2 separate regions of the Homo sapiens genome follow, and region 1 is linked to region 2. A link is an interaction called in ENCODE POLR2A ChIA-PET data of the cell type or tissue named here. Cell type or tissue: PC-3. All regions are shown on one strand.

Region 1 (8,000 bases), 120 kb before region 2:
TGGGTGCCTGCAAGCCTGAGAGCATGAACCCTATCTAAGGAACAGCTGCCACTGGCGGCATACAAGCTTGCTCTGGCCCAGGCTCCCCAGGTCTCAGGAAGCACTGCACGTTCCCACGTTTTATGCAGCATCTTCTCAATTTCTCAGGCTGGCCATGACAGACATCATTAAAACAATGTGTTCTAGCCTTCTCCCTGCAGGCAGGGCAAGCCTCATAGGACCCAAAGTACATCAGTCCTTCCAGACTGCTGACACCTGCAAGCACAAAGAACTACCACCTTGTACTCTGTAGTCAAAATTTATTTAACTGAAGCAAGTCTGAGCACAGCAATGAGAGATTGCTATGTTTATTTTTTTTTTGAACGACAACAACAAAAAAAACAGTCCAAGTTTATATACATAATGATTTATAGGCACTTTGAAGCCTTTAAGGTTTTCTTTCTGCTCCCGGTCTCTCATCTCTCCATTCCCAATCACACACACTGTTGCCAGAATAACATTCCTCCAGCCCTGTTACGAAACCCCGGCCTGCTGGAGAATGAAAAGGTTTCCCTACTGCAGGTGAAACACAAGTATGCAACCCCCTCCCTCCACCACACACACACACACACACGCACGCACGCAGGTGAAACACAAGTATGCAACCCCCTCCCTCCGCCACACACACACACACACACACACACACACCACTTCCATCCAACCCCTCCAGACTCAACCATTACCACATACTGGGCACAGGCCTTTTCAGCACCCGATATCTGACAAGCAACATTCAACATGTCAACCCGGAGACAATACAAGATCCTTGCAATGCATTCTGGATCAACAAGTAGGTATATTAAGTCTAATTTATTAGACTCTAGGCATTTCGAGGCTTCACAGTATGTATGATGAATCTGTAGGCAAGAAAAACACAGAGTAAAAGCCCTTTATTCTCTATTTTCTATCTAGTTAAGAATTTACCAAATTTACCATATGTAATAAAATACTGTTTTTAGAAAACACTCAAATTTAGGCTCTTGAATATTTGACAAAATTATATACTGCTTCAAATACATACAAATATTCTTCAGGAAGCCTGTACATTAAATAGCAAATAAAGTATCTAAAGGATTCTGACGCTAAATGTCATTTCTGAACGTTTTTGTAATTTAGAAAAATAGTCACATTAGCAGCCAGCTAGTCCCACATCTTGAATACTTTCACAGAACTGCAATGACGCAGGGGCACTTCAGGAAAAAAAACACCAAACCTCTCTTCAACCCTGAAATGTGCCCTAACAGATGAATAATAAAAATGGAAAATATGCACCTCAAAGTACTCTCCACTTTAAACTGACACACTTGTGTTTGTCCTAATGCTGCTAATCAGTTTCCAGTAAATATGTCACATTGTTGTCTATTTCTAAGTGCTCCCAATTTGGATGAAGTCATCCCAAGCAGCAGTAAAAGGCTTTTATTGCCCAGCAGAATACAACCATTTCTGTACTTGCCTTTTGTTTCTCATTACCTAGATGTAGCAGTCAAAAAGTCCAAATTTTCAGGAGGTACATTAGTTTTTTAAATGGTTTCTCATATTTAATGTAATATTCTAGGTTTCATATCAGGCAAAATTATCAAGTTAATCTCATGCAGCCATGTACTGCATAACATTTCAGTCAACAACAGACCGCACACAGACAGTGGTCCCATAAGATTGTAATACCGTATTTCTACTGTACCTTTTCTAGGTTCCGATATGTTTAGAAACACAACTATGTACCACTCTGTTCTAACTGCCTGCAGTATTCAGGACAGTAACAGGCTGTACAGGTTTGCAGTCCAGGAGCAACAGGTTAGACCACACAGCCGAGGTGTGCAGTAGGCTCTGCAACCTAGGTTTGTGTAAGTTCACCCTATGATGCTCGCACAATGAAACTGCCTAACAACTCATTTCACAGAATGAATCCTCCTTAAGCGGCGCGTGACTATGAATATAAATCCTTAAAATGCTGAATGCAGCCTACGCTTTTAAAGATATGATGCTATTGGCCAGGCGTGGAGGCTCATGCCTATAATCCTAGCACTTTGGGAGGTTGAGGTGGGCGGATCACTTGAGGTCAGGAGTTCAAAACCAGCCTGGCCAACACAGTGAAACCCCGTCTCTACTAAAAATACAAAAATTAGCCAGGCGTGGTGGTGGGTGCCTGTAATCCCAGCTACTCGGGAGGCTAAGGCAAGAGAACCACTTGAACCCAGCAGGCGGAGGTTGCAGTGAGCCAACATCACACCACTGCACTCCAGCCTGGGCAACAGGGCAAGACTCCATCTCAAAAAAAAAAAAAAAGATAAGATAAGATATGATGCTATAAAAAAGGATTGTTGTGAGAATTTGAAGGATTCTACATGTAAAATGGAAGCTAAACATCTATAAATAGTAGAACTTGATTTAATATAGAAGGGTCTCCTACAGTAAATGAACCTGACAAGTGCCCCAAAAGTTTCCACTTAATTAAAAATCCACTAAGGAAATTACACACACAAATTAACTTCATTATGCAGCGAGCAGTCTCCTGGAGGAGCCGGAAAAGTAATCTGACCATGGTCCAAGGAGTTCCTTGTACTTCACTCCTGGCTGTTGTGTACGCATCTGTGATGCATCCCCAGGGAGAGATTAAATTTAAACGGATTGGAAAGAGAAGGAAAGATCCTTCCTTCCGATAAAAACACATCCAACATCACCTCCCTCCCCTAGAAATCAGGGGCTTTCAACAATGTGCTTTGGAGAATTTTAATAGGTTTTATAGCCTGAACCAGACCTAAAGAGCAATTCATTAAGAATTTTAGTGTGTTTCTTAAAATGCTCAATAAAATAAAATAATGTCTCAGGGCTATATCCTCACCTAAAATATTTTATAAAGGCCAAAATAAACCTGATACCAAAATCAGACAAATATGTATACATCTTCTCCCTCATGAACTAAGGTACAAAAATCAGCAACAATATATCACCAAATTAAATCCAACAATATATAAAGAGAAGTGGATGGTATACAAAAGCAACGCATCTACAAATCTCACCTCTCTCTCTCCAAAATCCAATTTTTTTTTTCCTAAAGGATAAATTAACCAGACCTGGAAATTAATGAGTTTGCAGATTGAAAAGTTTTCACCAACTTTAAACTGCACTGTACAGCTATAAATTTACATAATGCAGGACTACTTTTTAACAATAATATAGAAATCAGGGGAAATCAATTTTTAAAAAAACAAGATGAAGCCAAAGGCAGTCTTCAAAATATACTCCATGGCTAGGAGCTCACGCCTGTAATCCCTACACTTTGGGAGGCCCAGGAAGGAGGATGGCTTGAGCCCAGGAGTTGTACACCAGCCTGGCCAATACGGCAAGCCATCGTCTCTACAAAAAAATTTAAAAATTAGCCATGTGTGATGATGCATGCCTGTAGTCCTACCTGTACTGGATAGGCTGAGGTGGGAGGCTCACTTGGGCACAGGAGTACAAGGCTGCAGTGAGCTATGACTGCAACACTGCACTCAGCCAAGGTGACTCTGTCTCCAAAATAAAATAAAATTGAAATTAATAAAAATTTAAATTTGAAAAACGTACTCCATTAGGTCCTGCAAAGCGAGTAGACGCTGTGAGGATTCCAGCAGCCTTAATGAGCGCATACACACAAGGAAAGAACCACAACTATTCATTTCTCTTGTGAAATTCTTAAACCAACCCACAATTTGACCCGGTTATATAGCTCTATTAGTGTAAGTACACAACATTGTGCCCCAAACTTAAGAATTTCACAGCTACAAACTTCTACGGGCAGGGTTTCCATATGATAAAGATATTTGTGCATACTTGATTAAGTCATCATTATAATCATCTGTTGAATACGCTATGAGCAATTTTTTTACGCTGTTTTCTCTCACCTTTATAATGATCTTCCAAATCAGAAAAAAAGTCAAAATATAAAATTAAGACATCTTCTTTTAGGAATTCTTCTACAGAGCAGGCCTGAGTTTCAACTTGCATGGCATAAAATGTATGCAAAGAAAATGTATTCTGATATGAGACCCTCAGTTGCCTACAGACTTCAATCAACTCATTTGGAGAGCTGTTCACTACCTCTTAGTCTTTTCAAGTCTTATTAGTCTTTACACAATCCACTGACATGGACAGCTATAAAAGTTACACTTGCTGCTCTAGCGCTGACTAGACAAATTTGTAGTGATTAGCACATTACCTGAACTATCATTCCAAGTTTGTCTGAAAGCAACACAAAAACCTATAGCTACATGTCCTATAAAGTTTCTCATAAAATGACCACACTTTTGAGGTCGTAAAATAAAAGTACTTATTTGCCATTAAAATCACAGAACTTAAAGGGATTGCAAAGACTCTAGAGGTCACCAACAATTGAGAAAAGTTGAAGTTCAAAAATCAAGAAGTAATTTTTTTCACAATCAAATAGTAGTTGAATAGCAATATCCAACATTCCCATCTCCTAATTCCTTCTTCCACAGTCTCCTAGTTTTTTCATCATGCCACATACAGCTTACCAAAATCTTTATTTTTAATTTAAATCACAGGAAAGGCAAATGCTGTAATGAGTCTGCAAATATTTACAAGAGAGGAGTGAAGAAATAAGCCCACTAAATTCAGTGAGACAAGTATAATGAGAAATAATCCCAAGGCTCATTTTTCTCAGTTTCTCAGAATTGATAGGACAACAATAAAAGGAAGGGAAGAAATTTTGCAAGACTAACTCTCAAAAAGAATAGCTATTTGCAGAATGAATCACAGCTATTAATCTTTTCTTGAAAAATATATGACAGCAGGGTGTTTTCCCTGTCTCTAACTTTAAAAGGCCGGCTGCCAAAGGGCTATTCGATGAAAACATTACATACCATCATTGAGATATGCACTCTTTCAACCTGAGAACGCTTATTGAAAGGTAAGAAAAAAAAAGAAACGCAATCTTCTGAAAACATTAAACTACAAAACAGTCACATTAACAAAAGTACAGCTAAGCCTCACAATGCAGGTCTTCTCAAGTACATGCAAAAGTAGTAAAATGGAGACACTCTAGGGTAGGAGGCCTGAAGTAAACTGCACTAATCCCTTTGTCCACCCCCACCCATACAAATTGTCTTTGAAGTATTTTGTGAGATATCTTGATTTTATTTTTAAAATACATACAGGCCAGGTGCAATGACTGACACTTATAATGGCACTTTGGGAGGCCAAGGTGGGAGGACAGCTTGAGACCAGGAGTTTGAGATCAGCCTGGGCAACACAGCAAGGCTCCATTTCTACGAAAAAATTTTCTTTTAATTAGCCGGGCATAGTGGCATGTGCCTGTAGTTCCAGCTGTTTGGGAGGCTGAGGCGGGAGGGTTGCTTGAACCCAGGAGTTTGGGGCTACAGTGAGCTATGATCATACCACTGCACTCCAGCCTGGAGGACAGAGCAAGACAATCAATCAATCAATAATAAATAATTAGTAATTGATTAATCGGTGATAAATAGGTAAATGAGTTAAAATTCATATAGAATTTACGTTACGCCATAATATTTGCCTTTGCAATACGAAAGTTGAGCCTTCAAATAAATGGAAAACCACCCCTCACAAACCCATACCTCCCTCAGCAATACTCACACCCAGTGTGAGGAACATACTGGAAGGCCACTACAAATAGCAACATGAGGGACAGCCATCGGGCACCAGGCAGACGAGGGACCCACGGAGGAGCTCCTCTATGAAGACTCCAGTCTAGTGTCTCTTCCCCACCTCCCACCCTCTCTTTGAACTCCCTCTCTCTTCTGCCCTCTACAGGAAACAAGGTGATATCAAAATAAAGGGGTCTGGGACAAGGAAACAAGAAGCTCACCTCTATCAATGGAAAACATAAAAGTCTCACTACTACAATGAAATATTTGCCTGCCTCTACTTACACTTTATACCAAAGTTCAAAGTTAACACCGTTAATCACCATCCACAAAAGCATGACTAACCAAGTGAAGATTAACTAGTCATTTCCTGATTACAAATGGAAGTAGAATTTTCCCAGTATCATTGACAGTGACTATTAGAATGTGTTGAAAGTCCCTTACAATCACTCTTCCAAAAATGCTTTAAGACAAAATTTAAATAAAAATTTTATTCACTAACAGCTGTCCAAGATTCCAATACAAACATAATTCTACGTTGTGATTAAAAAGAAAAATTATTCAGCTTAAAAAAACAACTAGTGACAAACATGATTAGAGTTTTGTTTTGTTTCTTTTGAGATTGAGTCTCACTCTGTCACCCAGGCTGGAGTGCAGTGGCACCATCTCGGCTCACCACGAACTCCTCCTCCCGGGCTCAAGCAATTCTCCTGCCTCAGCCTCCCAAGCAGCTGAGATTACAGGCGTGTGCCACCAAACCCAGCTAATTTTTATATTTTTAGTAGAGACGGGGTTTGAGATCTGTGGGGTTTCCCCATGTTGGCCAGGCTGGTCTCGAACTCCTGACCTCAGGTGATCCGCTGGTGTTGGCCTCCCAAAGTGCTGGGATTATGGGCGTGAGCCACCGCACCCTGCCATGGTTAGAGTTTTTATCAGGTATTTGTTCTGGAAAGCAGACTCAAAATTAATATAAACCATCTTTCTCAAAACTCCTAATATAAAGCTAACACCAATTCACAAAAGAAGAGAGTAAATTATGCTTCTGCGAAAGTAAAATCAAAGCTGTTTTTTTTTTTTTACCATAAGCAGTCATAGAAAGAACAAAGCTGTTTTATACTTATTTCCCATTGACAAAATTAACCCCAAACATAACAATCACTTATTCAGAAAAAAAAGTGTAAAAAGTAACCATATGGTTTTAATGTTTCCTAATCTCCTAATTTATTATTTAGAATGTTAAAACTTATTTCTCAGGTTCAAAAAAATCCTTTAAAAAACTTTTACTATAATGCCTTATCAGTTACTCAACTACTAAAAAGTAAATTCATTATATCAACAAAGCACTACAAAAAGGCATGTGAGTGATACACTTCTGCACTTGGAAAATCTGCCAAATTCCCATCATTGAAGATTACACATATAACAAATATATGGGGCCCTTTTTTTTTTTTTTTTTTTTTTTTTTTTTTTGAGACAGAGTCTCGCTCTGTCGCCCAGGCTGGAGTGCAGTGGCGCGATCTCAGCTCACTGCAAGCTCCGCCTCCTGGGTTCACGCCATTCTCCTGCTTCAGCCTCCATAGTAGCTGGGATTACAGGCGCCCGCCACCATGCCCGGCTAATATTTTTTTGTATTTTTAGTAGAGACGGGGTTTCACTGTGTTAGCCAGTATGGTCTCGATCTCCTGACCTTGTGATCCGCCCACCTCGGCCCATATGGGGCATTTTTAAAATAAAAGAGAAAACAAAAAACTTCACATGCTGTGTTGAAACAACTGGCTTTCCTATTGGAGGAGTGTGGGGAAGAAATTAGGTCCCTACCTTACCAAATACAAAATCAATCCCATATGAATTCAAGATTAGATTCAAAATGCTTTCTTTCATTAATTTTAAACTATTAGATATAAAAAGAGAATATGTTTGCAATTTAAGGTGAGGCCTTCTTAAGCAAGACACTAGATGTTAATACCCAAAAGCCAGGAAGTTTAACATTTCTGTACAAAGTATGGTATATGCCATTTTAAAAAGTTAAACAGCAGACAAAATACAGAAAATATATTTTCAATGTGTACTGCATTTAAAGTTACTATTACAAAGGGCTTATGGGAAAAAAAAAAAAAAAACCCCAAGAGCAAAATGGATAAATTAATAGGAAATTCTGAGAAAAGGATGTAAACATGTGAGAAAACAGTAAAATTCCCTGGTGCTAAGGGAAATTAAGGCAATGATGATGTAGCACTTTTTGAGTATATCCAAACGGACAACAGAAAATAATAAGTAGATAACCTAGTATTCACGAGAGAGATCAATTATCTTTTTTAGGGCAATTTGTCAATAATA
Region 2 (8,000 bases):
GTTGAGTTTACCTGAAAGTTCACTTAACATTAGAAAACTGATTTGAGGCCAAGGTGGGAAGATCACTTGAGCCCCAGAGTTCAAGACCAGCCTGGGCAACATAGGGAGCCCCAGTCTAAAAATAAATAAATAAAATGAAATAAAGTAAGCTGGATGTGCTGACACATGCCTGTAGTCTCTGAGGCAGGAGGATCACTTGAGTCTGAGAGTGACAGAGTGAGACAAATTTATTTTGATTAATGTGATTCACCACATTAACAAATTAAAGAGCAAAAAGCATAGGGTCATCTGCATAGATGCAGAAAATTCATTTGTAAAATTCAACATCCATTCATGATGATTCTTAGTAAACCCGAATAGAAAGTAGAAAGGAAGTTGCTTGTAGAGCAAAATTAATTCCTCTGTGTGTGTGTGTATGTGTGTGATGGAGTCTCATTCTGTTGCCCAGGCTGGAGTGCAGTGGCTCAATCCCGGCTCACTGCAACCTCCACCTCCCGGGTTCAAGTGATTCTCCTGCCTCAGCCTCCCAAGTAGCTGGGATGACAGGCGCCTGCCACCACACCCGGCTAATTTTTGTATTTTTAGTAGAGATGGGGTTTCACTATGTTAACCAGGCTGGTCTCAAACTGCTGATCTCAAGTGATCTGCCCGCCTTGGCCTCCCAAAGTGCTAGGATTGCAGGACTGCTCCCAGCCCAGAAACATCTACTTCTGTAAGTGTGATGAGAAATGAGATGAAATAGCAGTGACTGCACCCCAGCCCTGTGTGCTGTGTGAAAGAGCTGGGCTTTATGTCACCCCAGCCCTGTGTGCTGTGTGAAAGAGCTGGGCTTTATGTCACCCCAGCCCTGTGTGCTGTGTGAAAGAGCTGGGCTTTATCTCACTCCAGCCCCGTGCGCTGTATGAAAGAGCCAGGACTTTATCTTACGAGTGACGTGGAACAAGAGAAAGCCTTTCAGCAGTGGCATAATGGGTCAGATTGCGATGTTAAGTATACCAGTTACTTTGGTGGCCCTGTGGAAGGCTGACCCAATGAAGATGAAAGTGGAAGGATGAACACCAGCTCAGAAGTTGTTGAGTATTCCAGGAAAGAGTTAGTGAAAGCCTGATCACCCGGGATTATAGGACCAATGTGTTGGGGGACATAGATGAAAAATATTTTGGAGTTATAATCAGAAAGTTTTGAGATGTACTGGGTTAAAAGGGTGAATGTGACATAATAAGAAATATGTATTTGGTGTCTATCCCCAGTTCCTGACACAGAGCCCCCAAGACCCTTGTAGCTTCCTGAAGGATGGGGTGACAGGAGCAGCTTTCGTTATAATATTTGGTCTTGGTCCGTGTTTCCTGACACAAGAACTTCTAAGACCCATATGGAATCTCCAGAGTGATGAGCTTCCTTTTCTATGCTCATGAGGTGACTGGGGTACCCAGAGCTTCAGGATGAGTCTAGCTGCTAGAGCCACCATATGGTTAGAGGGTTGGAGCTTTCAGCCCCACTCCCTAATCTCCAGGGAGGAGAGGGCATCTGGAGATTGAGATCAATCCCCAATGGCTAATGATTTAATCAATTATGTCAGTGCAATGGAACCTCCATTAAAAAAACCCTAAAAAACAGGATTTGGAGAGCTTCTGGGCTGGTGAATGCATCCATGTGCCAAGAGGGTGGTACCTCCCTCCACAGGGACAGAAGCTCCTGCACCCGGAACACTTCCAAACCTCACTCTGCGCACCTCTCCATTGGGCTGTGCATATGTCTCCTTTATGACATCCTTTATAATAAACCCGTCATAGCAAGTAAAGTGTTTCTCTGAGTTCTGACAGCTGTTACAGCAAATTATCAAGCATGCAGAGGTCGTCATGGGAACCCCCAATTTGTAGCCATCAATCAGAAGTCCTGGAGGCCCTGGACTTGAGATTGGCATCTGAAGTGGGGACAGTCTTGTGGGACTAGGCCCTTAACTTGTGGGGTACAATGCTAACTCCAGGTAAATAGCATCAGAATTGAATTGAAATAAACTGTGCAACATCCAGTTGGTGTCTGCAGAGTTGGAGAATTAGTTGTTACTGTGGAGGAAAAAAAAAAACCCACACATTTCTCAGAAATGTCGAGAGCATAGAAACAGTGTTTTCTTTTACTGAGAGAAAAGGAAGAGTCAAGGATATTTCCCCAGTCATATTCTATATATGCTGGCAGACAGTGTCCCCACCCGAAAGACTATAAAAGGAAAAACTAATTAAATAAAAACAAATAACATACACAGACTGGTCAATTTGTCTTAACTGGTATAGATTTGTTAACCTATATAGAATGGGATCATGTCTGTAACTTTTACCATCACCAGCTTTTATGAAGGATACTGATGATGTCAACCTTTTATATTACATGTTTGCAAAGTACAATATCTATTCAATGTAACCACATAGATTTATTTTGCCAGGAGTCTTGAAAAATTAATGAGCAGGCCAGATGCAGTGGCTCACACGGAGGTTGCAGTGAGCCAAGATTGCGCTACTGCACTCCAGCCTGGAAGACAGAGTGAGACTCTGTCTCAAAACAGTAAACTAAACTAAACTAAACTAAAATAAAATAAAATAAAATAAAATAAAATAAAAATAAAAGTAAATGAGCAGTATTAGCACCATCATTATCCATCATCATCAATACCACCAGTCTTCTTTTAGAATTTTACTAAATTACTTCAGTCAACTTAAAACTTGTGAATTATGTTGTAAAATATTCACTATTGAGGTTATACTTGTGTATTTGGAGGTGAAGGCATGTCTAGCTTTTGTTTGTTGTTTGTTGTTTGGTTTGTTGTTCAGACCACAGCACTTTTCTCAGCTTCATTTTTGTTTTTTTTGTTTGTTTGTTTTGTTTTGTTTTGAGACAGAGTCTCACTCTGTCACCCAGGCTGGAGTGCAGTGGCGCGATCTCGGCTCACTGCAAGTTTCGCCTCCTGGGTTCATGCCATTCTCCTGCCTCAGCCTCCCAAGTAGCTGGGACTACAGGCACATGCCACCACACCCGGCTAATTTTTTTGTATTTTTAGTAGAGACGGGGTTTCACCGTGTTAGCCAGGATGGTCTCGATCTCCTGACCTCATGATCCGCCTGCCTTGGCCTCCCAAAGTGCTGGGATTACAGGCGTGAGCCACCGCGCCCAGCCTCAGCTTCATTTTTGCTCTTGATGTCTGAAGGAATCAAGCCAGTGATTTCTGAAGTCCTCTCTGAATCAACCAGTACTGTCTGAGAGTGCCTCCCCTCTCCCCCACCCCCATCCTGAGACTACAAATAGTAGCCATGTGGTTTTCTTTTCTTTTCTTTCTTTCTTTTTTTTTTTTTTTTTTGAGACAGAGTCTCACTCTTGTCTTGTCACCCAGGCTGAAGTGCAGCAGCACCATCTTGGCTCACTGCAACCTCTGACTCCTAGGTTCAAGCGATTCTCCTGCCTCAACCTCCCGAGTAGCTTGAACTACAGGCACACACCACCATGCCCGGCTAAATTTTGTATTTTTAGTAGAGACCAGGTTGCACCATGTTGGCCAGACTGGTCTCGAACTCCTGACTTCAGGTGATCCATCCACTTCGTCCTCTGAACGTGCTGGGATTACAGGTGTGAGCCACCGGCCTGGTCTGGCATGTCTAGTTTTATTGCTCTGCACGTGTGTCACATTTTAAAATACAAATTGAAAGTTGGTGGCAACACTGCAAGTTTATTGGCACCATTTTTGCTAACATTGTGTCTCTGTGTCACATTTTGGTAATTCTTGCAATATCTCAAACTTTATTATTATTGTTATTTGAGACAGAGTCTCGCTCTGTTGCCCAGGCTGGAGTACAGTGGCGGGATCTCAGCTCACTGCAATCTTTGTCTCCCGGGTTCAAGCTATTCTCTTGCCTCAGCCTCCGAAGTAGTTGGGATTACGGGTGTGAGCCACCACGTCTGGCTAATTTTTGTATTTTTAGTAGAGACAGGGTTTCACCATGTTGGCCAGACTTGTCTTGAACTCCTGGCCTCAAGTGATCCACCCACCTTGGCCTCCCAAAGCGCTGGGATTACAGGCATGAGCCACCACGGCCAGCCAAATGTGTGTGTTCCCTGTCTCTCTCCTTCTCCTCGGGCCTTCCTATTCTCTAAGACACAACAATATTGAAATTAGGCCAATTAACCCTACAATGGCTTCTAAGTGTTCAAGTGAAAGGAAGCGTTGCCTATCTCTCACTTTAAATGAAAATGCTACTCCAGTGAACACACAAATGATAAGAAGGCTAAACAGCCTTATTGCTGATATGGAGAAAGTTTGAGTGGACTGGGTAGAAGATCAAACCAGCCACAACATTCTCTTAATCCAAAACTTAATCAAAGCAAGACCTTAACTCTCTTCATTTCTGTAAAGACTGAGGAAGGTGAAGATGCTGCAGAAAAAAAAGAAAAAAAGAAACTAGCAATGGTTGATTCATGAGGTTTAAGGAATAAGATATTTCCACAACATAAAAATGCAAAGTGAAGCAGCAAATGCTGATTTAGAAGCCACAGCAAGTTGTCCAGAAAGTCTGGCTAAGGCCGGGCATGGTGGCTTGTGCCTGTAATCCCAGCACTATGGGAGGCCAAGGTGGGTGGATCACCTGAGGTCAGGAGTTCGAGACCAGCCTGGCCAACACGGTGGAACCCTGTCTCTACTCAAACTACAAAAAGGCATGGTGGTGTGCACATGGAGTCCCAGATACTTGGGAGGCTGAAGCACGAGAATCGCTTGAACCCAGAAGGAGGAGATTGCAGTGAGCCAAGATTGTGCCACTGCACTCCAGCCTGGGTGACAGAGTGAGACACCATCTCAGAAAAAAAAAAAAAGAAAAAAAAGAAAATCTAGCTAAGATTACTGAGGAAGGTGGCCACTCTAAACAAGAGATTTCCAATGTAGATGAAACAGCCTTACATAGGAAGATGATGCCATCTAATACTTTCATAGCTAGAGAGAAGTGAATCCCTGGCTTCAAAGCTTCAAAAAATAAGCAGACCCTCTAGTTAGGGGCTAATGCAGCTGGTGACTTTAAGTTCAAGCCAGTGTTCATTGATCATTCTGAAAATCCTAGGGCCCTTAAGAATTATGCTAAGTCTACTCTGTTCATGCTCTAGAAATAACAACAACAAAGCCTGGATGATCGCACATCTGTTTACAGCATTAGCCATGGCAATTTCTTAAAATAAGACAGCAGTTAAGTTTGCACATTGATCAACTCTTCCTTTCACAAAAGATTTCTCTGCAGCATGTGATGCTGTTGGATACCATTTTACCCACAGTAGGACTTCTTTCAAAGTTGGAGTCTGGACTGGGCAGTGCGGCTCACACCTATAATCCCAGCACTTGGGGAGGCTGAGGCAGGAGGATCACTTGAGCCCAGAAGTTTGATGCTTCAGTGAGCTACGATCACATCACTGCACTCCAGCCTGGGCCACAGAGCGAGATCCTGCCAAAAAAAAAAAAAAAAATTGTATTCAATCCTCTCAGACCCTACCACTCCTTTATCAACTAAATTTATGGAATATTCTAAATCCTTTGTTATCATTTCAACAATGTTCATAGCATCTTCAGGAGATTACATCTCAAGAAACCACTTTGCTCATCCACAAGAAGCAATTCCTCATCCATTCATGTTTTCTCATGAGATTGCAGCAATTCAGTTACATCTTCAGGCTCTAATTCTCATTCTGGTTATCTTGCTATTTCTACCACATCAGCAGTTACTTCCTCCCCTGAAGCCTTGATCCTAAGTCATCAATGAGGGTTGAAATCAACTTCTTCCAAACTCCTTTTCATGTTGATAGTTTGACCCCCTCCCATGACTCATGAATGGTTTTTTTTTTGTTTTTATTTTTTTAGAGACAGGGTTTCATTATGTTGCCCAGGCTGGTCTAGAATGCCTGGACTCAAGCGATCCTCCTGCCTCGGCCTCCCAACATGCTGGGATTACAGATATGAGCCACCACCACACCCAGCCAACGAATGTTCTTAATGGCATTTAGAATAGTGAATCCTTCCCAGAAGGTTTTCAATTTACTTTGCCCAGACCCATCAGAGGAATCACTATCTATGGTAGCTATAGCCTTACAAAATGTATTTCTTTTGTGGTTATGGTGGTGGTTTTTTTGAGACAGGGTCTTGCTCTGTCACCCAGGCTAGAGTGCAGTGGCACAATCTTGGCTCACTACAGCCAGCCTCCATCTCCTGGGCTCAAGTGATCCTCCCACCTCAGCCTACCAAGTAGCTGAGATTATAGGCACACACCACTACGCCCAGCTAATTTTTTAATTTTTTTTTTTAAAGATAGGGTCTGCCTATGTTGCTCACGCTGGTCTCGAACTGTTGGGCTCAAGCAATTCTCCCATCTCAACCTCCCAAAATGCTAGGATTAGAGGCATGAGCCACTGAGCCCAGCCTTCATTTAATTTTTAGTCATTCAAAAATTACTCCTCTTGGCTGGGTGCAGTGGTTCATGCCTGTAATCTCAGCACTCTGGGATGCCAAGGCAGGTGAATCACCTGAGGTCAGGAGTTCGAGACCAACCTGCCCAACATGGTAAAACCCTGTCTCTACTAAAAATACAAAAATTAGCTGGGAGTGGTGGCAGTCGCCTGTAATCCCAGCTATTCTGGAGACTGAGGCAGGAGAATAGCTTGAACCCAGGAGGCAGAGGTTGCAGTAAGCCGAGATAGCACCATCAGACTCCAGGCTAGGCAACAAGAGTGAGACCACATTTCACAAATAATAATAATAATAATAATAATAATTACTCCTTTTGAAATAAAACCTGAAAGATTTGGGAATATACTATTGGGAGAGAACCAATGTTAGATCAGAGAAAACTTGCTGTTTGCAGGAAGACATCTTTGGGAAGGCTGTGTGGACCAACACATGGAGGGGAAGAGATCTTAGCAGATATTCGGAAATGTTCCTTAAAGCAGGGGAAGATTTGATGCTATAATTGGCGATATAAAAGAGGAATATGATCTTTCCCCTAAAATTAAAGATGTAGAGATCTGGATTATAAAATTGAGGTCTGGGGGCCAGGTGTGGTGGCTCACGCCTATAATTCCAGCACTTCGGGACTTTGGGAGGCCAAGATGGGCAGATTGCCTGACCTTAGGAGTTTGAGATCAGCCTGGGCAACATGGCAAAAGCCTGTATCTATTAAAAGTGCAAAAAATTAGCCAGCCATGGTAGTGAGCACCTGTAATCCCAGCTACTTGGGAAGCTGAGGTATGAGAATCGCTTGAACCAGGGAGCCAGAGGCTGCAGTGAGTCAAGATCATGCCACTGCACTCCAGCCTGGGCAACAGAGCAAGACTGTGTCTTCAAAAAAAGAAAGAAAGAAAGAGAGGGAGAAAGAGAGAGAGAGAGACAGAAAGAATGAAAGAAAGAAAGAACAAAAGAAAGGAAAAGAAAAGAAAAGAAAGAAAAAAATAAAATTGAGGTCTGCAAGAACTTCTATATCCTTAGACCAATCAAGGGGACATAAAATAAATAAAAGATAGCAATCTAATGTCTTAAGAAAACTTGATGGAATTAAAACTTATGAAAATTGGTAAGAAAATTTGTTTTTGTTTTTGTTTTTTCCAGAAGTATCTACTTTTACAAAAGGAGAACCTTCCTTCTGCAACTGCTGAAGAGGCTCCTCCTAAAGGTACACAAAAATATTCAGCCTGAGTCATGATAAAATGATCATCTGAAAAACTGAAGTACAAGATGACCTGCTTTCTCCTGTGAGAGATCCTTCTAAACTCACATGTGGCACAGGAATAGGCCTTTGGGATATGACAATTTCATGGTGTATTTCCCTACACGTTCAAATCAGATTCAGATTTCACATTTGCATTGTGTGAGAGTTCTCATAAAATAGAGTGATGTCCAAATGAAAAGAGGCTTCATCTCATTCCCTAAGGATTATTTTCACTAACTCAGCTAAATTTGAGATAGACGCAAATTATACAGCCACATT

The links. Peaks named below come from ENCODE experiments on the same cell type or tissue, not always from the same donor. Only the 100,000 strongest peaks of a DNase experiment are listed, where the experiment ranks them.
Region 1: POLR2A ChIA-PET joins it to region 2 with 11 read pairs; 2 of 35 experiments call an interaction of 5 or more read pairs at or near these places.

What each region holds. Positions count from the first base shown.
Region 1 is chr10:34,727,221-34,735,220 of GRCh38, forward strand. All of the region lies in intron 1 of PARD3 (par-3 family cell polarity regulator), which reads right to left. Among named protein-coding and RNA genes, the nearest start is that of PARD3, 84 kb to the right of the region's middle. In PC-3, CTCF peaks have their summits at 4,413 and 5,826 (motif pointing left); DNase peaks (open chromatin) are centred at 1,841, 4,861 and 6,011; H3K4me3 peaks cover 1,505 bases; H3K27ac peaks cover 3,098 bases.
Region 2 is chr10:34,842,818-34,850,817 of GRCh38, forward strand. No RefSeq gene overlaps it. Among named protein-coding and RNA genes, the nearest start is that of PARD3-DT, 31 kb to the left of the region's middle. In PC-3, no CTCF peak of the experiment used is centred here; no DNase peak of the experiment used is centred here.